Regions from separate parts of the Homo sapiens genome. Here region 1 is linked to region 2. The links are chromatin contacts, found by Hi-C or POLR2A ChIA-PET in ENCODE. All regions are on one chromosome and are shown on one strand. The core of a region is the stretch at or near the end of the contact, and the rest is flanking DNA. Distances in the headings are between cores, read along the strand shown. Region 1 overlaps SND1 (staphylococcal nuclease and tudor domain containing 1). Region 2 overlaps SND1 (staphylococcal nuclease and tudor domain containing 1).

Region 1 (3,636 bases), core at 545-3,044, 43 kb before region 2:
AATTCCATTGAACAATCTTGCCACATAACCACAGAAAAAGCATTGTTGCAGAAACAGGCATAATGCTAAAACAAGTGTTCAGTTTGTTTCTGACTCTTAGCAGCCATTTGGGCAGGACAGGACTGGGGTGCTGTTGGGTGGGGCTGCTATGAACTGGGGACTAGAACTGGGATGTAGCTAGGGTACTGCACTGGGCAGCAGGAACTAAGGGGTTGAATTTTCACTATGAGGGCATAAAAGATTTCCGAGCTTCACTTACTGAGTACCACTCTACTCCTTTGTCACTCTCTTGGTATTCTGAAATCTCACCAGGTTGGTGAAGCTTCAGAGATTGCAGTTGCTCCCCTGAATCCTGGAGACCACCAAGTGATTAAATTGAGAAAACATGATGGCTCAGTGGGCCAGGGTGTTAAACAAATCAAGCAGAAATATATTCAAAACATTTTTCATGAGATAGTCCTCTGGGCCTGTGAAAACCAAATCCCAGTCACTCCATGTAGACACAAAGGCAAAGAAGGGCCTTTGTTACGTTGCTAGTCCACTTCCCAGCAGTTAAGCCCTAGCACGACAAGAGTAGGAAGCCGAAGTAGGGTGCTTCTGTGCCCTTTTTCAAGTGGAAATAAGTAAACATCCATTCACATCCATTCCCATCAGGCAGAGGCAGAATCTATTCCCAGACTAAGGTACAAAGTCAGGGCCAGGAGAGCAGGACAGGCTTTATGATATCTGAATGTCTGAGTATTAGAAATTTGCCGAGCCGAGCTACATCTACAGATAGAAGATACTGTAGATGGGCGTTTTTCAAACTTTTTATTCTTACTGTGACCAACATACACACTTACATATGGGTACAAACACCTGTAGACAACCAATGGAAGTAAGAAGCCTTCAATAGATTCCAGAGTCTCAAAACAGTCACATCAGGCAGATTCTGCCAGTGCAATTATTTAGGCAGGAAGACCATTTCCTGAGGTTTCCTTCTCTGCCATCTTGATATTACCTTTTGCAGAGCAGTATTTATGTATTCATTTATTTATTTGGGGGGTTATTTTTATTGGAGGCCAGCTTAGCAATTATTACGTTTCCACAAAACAATGGTTAATCTTGACTATATATGTTAGTTATATATGTCAGTATATGTTATACTGACAGTCTCTCTTCTGTTCACCATTTCATTAAGGAAAAAAACAAAACGGCTATGACACTGAATTGATTTAAAACCTCTAGTGGGACAAATACCCAGTTTGAAAAACACTGGTATTGACTGAGGTGTAAAGACAGAAGGATGGAAGGACGGGGCAGGTCCTGATGGCTTTCTTGCAGAGTTAAAAAAGTGCTCCAACTGAGGGTTTATCCAGTTTCTAGACTTGCTTTTGTGTACTAAGGGACCAAGGAACAGAGCAAAAAATATGCTGTCCACTGGTAGAGAGGAGACCACACAAATGGTAACATTCTGAGCCAAAAAGTCAGTTGTCGTTGCTGCTGAAAGCCAGATGAAGCCACATGCTGGCAGCGAGCAGAGTTATTATGCTGTGCCCTCCTCTCCCAAGAGCTCAGGGAGCAAGTCAACCTAATCCATGCTGCACCTTTCCTCAAGCAATGCCTGCACTGCTGGGCTGGTGATGCAATAAAATGGACGTTAAAAATAAAAGTTAAAGAAAACAGATGAAGGGAAAGAAAGTTGGGTTCTAAGAAAGCAAACCCAAGGCTGCTGATGCTCAGCTGGGCAGGCTGACAGGCAGCAATGGAGCGCTCCCAAGCCACACAGGGCCTCAGACTGTAAATATGAAGTGAGATATCACTGGAGCTGCAGAAGTTCTCCCCAGCCAGTTGAGAAAGTGCCTGGCTGGATCCTGCATGTTACCACCAATAGCTGTCTTTTCTGATAACATACCAGTGCAGTGCTGCCTGCTGATAAAGATATATTAACTCAGCTGTGCCTCAAATGCCACAGGTGCAAGAGAAGTGCCAAGCTTACCTCTGACACAAGCCTTTAAGAAACAAACTATTTTGTTTTAATAAACACAAAAGAAGACAAAACACTACACTTAAAAAAAAATCCCAAAAATTCCTGAGCATTTTCCTTCTCTATCATGGGGTGTGCCAGAACAAAGACAGATCCCCCATGGGGGGACTCAGCTGACTTCCACAAGGGCAGGCACAGGAGAGGCAGGTAAGACAAATGCCTGCCCCACCTCCTGCTCCATGTGGCTGCTGCTCCTGACCTCTTTCAAACTCTACAGGTCCATCTGCCTATAAGCAAAAACTCATTATTTTTCATACCTTTTCTAGACTTTCTGGGATATGAATGGTTGGCCATGGCTATTTGAAACAAAACAAAACAAAACAAAACAAAAGGAAATAAAATCAAGTAAAAAGAGGTTTCTGCCTGACTCTGTATAGTTTAGGAAGAGAAAATTCATTGCTAGCCATCAGCACATCATGATTCTGGGTTCTGCTCTGCCACTGATAGAATATTAAACTTATCCAGGCCTCATCTGTCTATAAAATGAAGGATATGCAAGGCCTTCTCTGGACACAAAATCTTACCATTTTGGTTATACCCTTTTGAGATTCCTCACCCAAGCCTTGACTCATGGAGTATAAATATCCAACAAAATGCTGGGCTATGGAGCAATCATTCTATTAAAAAAATTATACATTTAGAGACATTGACTAACTAGGTCAATTAACACAAATACTCTGGTCAGTCAGCTTTGGAACAAGAAGTACACATTCTTGTTAATGACAAGACAATGGGCTCTGTAAGAGATTCTATTGATGGCTATGTGAAACTTATGTATCGCTCTGAGTATTTTACACTCTTTTTCGAGTTTTATGATAACTAAGTCTCAGGACTCAGAATGTGTTCACTTTTTCCTTTATTGGGCAGTGGGAGCTAAGGGAAGTGTGACAAATTGGCCTTAGCTGGAAGTATGTGACAGCTTCCCAGTGGCACTTATTCCACCACTAAGAGACCAGGCATTAGCTGAAGGAGACAAAACTCAAGTGGAAACAAAAAACAGTTTGAAGGATTAGTCAACGGTGTCTACTGCATGCCCGCTGTGTTCTCACTACTGCATCAGACATCACAGTGGCACAGGAGGCATGCAGAACCTGCCTTCTGTCCACGGGGTACACTGAAAAATCCACCAGCTCATCTAGCAGACCTCTACTCTCCATTGAACTAATGCTTGTCAATGTCTACTCTGGGCCAGGAAGATGAGGATTGTTGTGGAAGATGAGGATTCAATGATGAAAACACTTTGTGCTCATGAAGTTAGTTACCAGCTAGGAAAGATTATTTTACTCTACTATTGTAAAAGGTATGTTATTGGTGACTGGATTTGCCATTTGGCCTATATGTTGCATAATGTTAAGAAATAGTACATGGCCGGGCACAGTGGCTGAAGCCTGTAATCCCAGCACTCTGGGAGGCCAAGGCAGGCGGATCACTTGAGGTCAGGAGTTTGAGACCAGCCTGGCCAAGATGGTGAAACCCCGCCTCTACTAAAAATACAAAAATTGGCAGGGTGTGGTGGTGTGCGCCTGTAGGGCCAGCTACTCAGGAGGCTGAGGCAGGAGAACCACTTGAATTCCAGAAGTGGAGGTTGCAGTGAGCTGAGATTGTACCAC
Region 2 (4,080 bases), core at 475-2,974:
AAAGGTCCCTTGTTACCTGGAGATAAATATGTTCAATGTCAATTAGGGCATTGCGTTCTAAATGAGGAGATCAAGAAAATATGCTCTGCTATTTATTTAGTAAGTGAGTTAACTTTCCCAGGCCTTAGTTTTCTCATCTGCAAAATGGAGACTGTAGTGTAATGGTGCCTGCCTCACAGGACTGTGGGTAAGGATCAAATGAGTTAATCCACAGCATGTAAGTACTCATTAAGTGAAAACTATTATTAGAAACTCAGACGTGGAATGAATCTTAGAGAAACCTAATCCAAACCACTTATTCTGTGAAAAAAATCTGAGGCCTGGCGAGGCTCTGTGACCTGTTCAAGGCTCTGTTACTTTGGGGGCAGATCTAGGAATTAATCCAGTTCTCCTGAGAGACACCCAGTTTGGTTCCGTATGTGATTGCAGGGCTGCTGTGGCTCTAGCACTCTTTCTCTATGGAAACTGTAGGGTTATTTTGCTTTCTAAAAAAAAATTTTTTTTTTTTTGAGATGGAGTCTCGCTCTGTCACCCAGGCTGGAGTGCAGTGGTGCGATCTCGGCTCACTGCAAGCTCCGCCTCCTGGGTTCACGCCATTCTCCTGCCTCAGCCTACCAAGTAGCTGGGACTACAGGTGCCCGCCACCATGTCTGGCTAATTTTTTTATTTTTAGTAGAGACGGGGTTTCACCGTGTTAGCCAGGATGGTCTCGATCTCCTGACCTCGTGATCCGCCCACCTCGGCCTCCCAAAGTGCTGGGATTACAGGCGTGAGCCACCACGCACAGCCTTTCTAAATTTTAAAAGAGTCAAAACGTTAGCCAAGAAACATCAGTGCTCATTCATTTATCCAAGAACTTTCTAGTGAGTGCTGACTTGGTGAAGCACTATTCTAGGCAGTGTTATGGTGGGTTCAGCAGTGACAAGACAGACAAGGTCCCTACCCTCAAGCATCTTACAATCTGATGATGAAACAGTGATGTCAGAGGGAGTGATAGAGGGGGATGTAGTCAGGAGGGTGGATGGCAGTTAATTGAGGCTGTTTCTTTGCAGTGTAATCTCTAGGAAGATGGCACTGTAACACTGGTTTCAGCATATGCATATATGAATATGCATGGGAATATGTGATAAGAAGAAATTATACGAGGTGGCATTACCCTCTGAAAAGTTCATTCTTGGGCAATCATATCAGAAATAAACACTACCCCTTATCTGAATAGACCTTTTCTGGTCTTGGTCTTACCTCCCTGGCTATTCTGGAGCAGATGGGTGGATTAAGGCAAAAGGGCACTACAGTAATCAATGCAGGGCTCAATTCACTCTCAGGTGAAGTTCATTTCTCTATTCTCTCAAGGTTGGATTCTTAGCCTTTGGCATTTGTGCTATGTGCCATGAAATTCCTGCCCCAAGAACCGGTTCAGGGGATCAAAGAGCTATTATTAATGACTCAGTTTAGGCCAACTGAGGGAGGGAATGACAGTAGAGGCAGGCCACTCACCCCTCCATTCAGCCACCCTCCTCCACAACGGGGCCATTGAGCAGGCGCCACAATAGAGGGCTGAGAATAAAAGGCTGAAGGAAAGCATACAGAGTCCCTTTGCACAGACTCGGTCATTCATCACCAGGCAAGTGCCAATATCTGGGAACAGCAATCTCAATTTCTGCAAATCCTCCAACTTGCAACAGCTGCTAGTGACTCTGGTGGGCGGCTTTGCTGCTTACGCCAGATTCCAATACCAAGTCCTGGCCCAGAGCCAAGTAGACATTACTTAGGTTAGAGACACGCTGGCTGCAGAGAGCAGCAACAATGGACTTCACAGCTTATAAAGCAGCTTACAAAGGGCTCCCGTGTATTTCAAAAAGCACTTCAGATAGCTGGTGAGAGAAGCTATCTGCACAAATGCATTCAAGCAGTTTATTTCTAACCCACTTAATTCAAGGTTTCCGTCAGGAGCCAATGGCATAGTGGAAGTAGATGCAGAGAACTGCAAGAGGGCTGGATGGCTTGGCAGCTGAGGGAACGCAGTCGAGCCACATCCGCCCTCCTCTGAGGCACCAGCTCAGCAGGATGAGGAGTGACTGGCAGCAATCAGCCCTCCAACGGGTTAACAAATGTAATGAAAAAATGAAACATATTCTGTGGGATTCCATGGCTCTTTATTGAGTTGTTCGTCAAAACTGCTTTCATCAGCACAGTTAAGGAGCAATTTCTAAACGTTACCAAATGAATGTGCCGAGTGCCATCTAGGTGCCTGCTGCCACACCATCCAAATGCACCTTCATCTGATTGCACAGGTAATGCCAGCCAATGGCACCTCCTGTTCTGTCTTACCTCTCTCAAGTCTCTAGAGTCCCACTCATCTCCTCCACGAGATCTAGACTTGCCCTCATAGGCACAGCTGACCAGTTTCTAGAGAACAACTTTGCCAGGTAACAGGCACAGAGACCAAAAGAAGCTAAAGATTGAAGCACAAAGGCCTATGTCTGGAGCCTGGATTTCATGGAAGACACAGAAGGGCACAGCAAACAATGGACCCAAAATGGACCACGTTCGTAGGATAAATACAGAGATAGGTAACAATTCTTTATCAATTTTGTCTTGTCCTCCTGCCCATCACTTTTTCAAAAGAATTTCATGAGTATTTTTATTTATGGAAAATGAACTAATGTGAAGATTGAGGTGAGGTGGGAACTAAGGACCCCCTCACATGACTTTGGACCCCACTTGGAGCTCTGATGTGCTGTGTATGGATTTCTTAGAAACTATGAATCAATAGATTCCAGGTAAGAAATTATTACAATGATTAATAGAATCAAAAGAAATATACAAAGCTGTATCAAACATGAAGTAGAACTGGATTGTGAAGTGGCACAGCTCAAGTGCTACTGTGTTGAAGGAACCAAAGCTACCAACCACCCAGCACTCATTCCAATAGTAAGATGTATTCTTTAAGGGAATAAGGAGTGAGTATGATATGGCAATGTTCACTGTGAGGCCAACCTCATAGCATGAAATGGATCCACGTAAGAGGCTCAGAATGCTATTACCCCATATTATTAATGTATAATATGCCATGTGCAGCAATGAGACTCCTTAAAGGGATCAGGTTCTGAATTAATGTATCATCTGTACTTGGATTATCAGCATCAAATGCAACTCTTCGTGTCTTGGTTATTCCAACAGCTATTAGAAGAATGAAGATTATATCAGAGAAAACCTTTAGGGAGAAAGTGGGGAAATAAAAATAGTTTCTATCAACTGCAGAATTTGTGCTTGCCTAACAACAATGCACATTTACCTCCAGTATGACTTCCCTGTATTTTTCATGTGATGTTTTAAAAGTTAGCATTCACCAACAGGAAGAAACTCTGCAACAGAACTCAGAGAACCAAAATTAGAGCTCACAGAGGAAAGCAAAATGGCACAAACACAGACCTATCTACCAGAGCTCGCTTTCTGCCCTCATCCTGCTGCTAGAAACCAGACACTATGTTAGGCACAATGAGGCAAGCCTAGGAAGGCTTCAGTCACAGATCCATGATCTATGACTGTGCATTTCTGATTCAGTTCTTGAGATGCAGATGCTGAAGCTATTGTACCATCTGGCAAGAGCAACGGCTGCTCCACGAGACCTTTGCTCCTGGCAAATCTCACTTAAAAGACCCACCTCTAACTTGGTATTTTACACTCAATATTAATATTTAAGTATATGCTGTACTGTAGTGCAATATAAATGCTTGTCAAAAATAAGACCCTTGAAGGCATACACTATTTCCTTTTTTCCCCTTGCAGTGTCAAGTAATTAACAGGTGTTAAATAACCACTGACTAGTCAACTATAAAAAAGAGGGATGTGAGCAAGAATACTAGCAAGAACAAGTAACTGTTACCATGTCTTCCCACCCACCAAACTGTGGAGGAAAAAACTCCCTCCTCTCAAATCAAGGCAGGCTGCTTACAAGGAGCACCACGTGAAAGGGAAAAATGGCCACTCTACGCAATATGCCTATTTTGATATGAAGGGCTGGTCTGTCGTTAGCACTTCCCAATCAGTAGCACTCACAAATAGGTCTAAACTTGG

Evidence for each region. A loop is a pair of places that touch in the nucleus more often than their neighbours do. ChIA-PET counts read pairs that join two places held with the same protein, here RNA polymerase II (POLR2A). Pooled maps may share reads with other maps.
Region 1: a loop to region 2 is called in a map of dorsolateral prefrontal cortex, with 2.4 times the contacts of the local background. The contact joins two enhancer-like sites. A Hi-C loop is called at or near these places in 1 of 168 maps with a recorded cell type or tissue (dorsolateral prefrontal cortex) and 3 of 50 pooled maps. POLR2A ChIA-PET finds 5 or more read pairs at or near these places in 3 of 52 experiments (H1, OCI-LY7 and naive thymus-derived CD4-positive, alpha-beta T cell).

What each region holds. Positions count from the first base shown.
Region 1 is chr7:127,985,314-127,988,949 of GRCh38, reverse strand. The region is part of intron 15 of SND1 (staphylococcal nuclease and tudor domain containing 1); the gene reads right to left. Among named protein-coding and RNA genes, the nearest start is that of SND1-IT1, 10 kb to the left of the region's middle. Within about 2 kb of position 1,794, at least 3 of the 41 ENCODE cell types and tissues checked have a DNase peak (open chromatin) inside an H3K27ac peak, as active enhancers do.
Region 2 is chr7:127,941,920-127,945,999 of GRCh38, reverse strand. All of the region lies in intron 15 of SND1 (staphylococcal nuclease and tudor domain containing 1), which reads right to left. Among named protein-coding and RNA genes, the nearest start is that of SND1-IT1, 54 kb to the left of the region's middle. RefSeq lists enhancers at 1,555-2,054, 2,055-2,556. Within about 2 kb of position 1,724, at least 2 of the 41 ENCODE cell types and tissues checked have a DNase peak (open chromatin) inside an H3K27ac peak, as active enhancers do.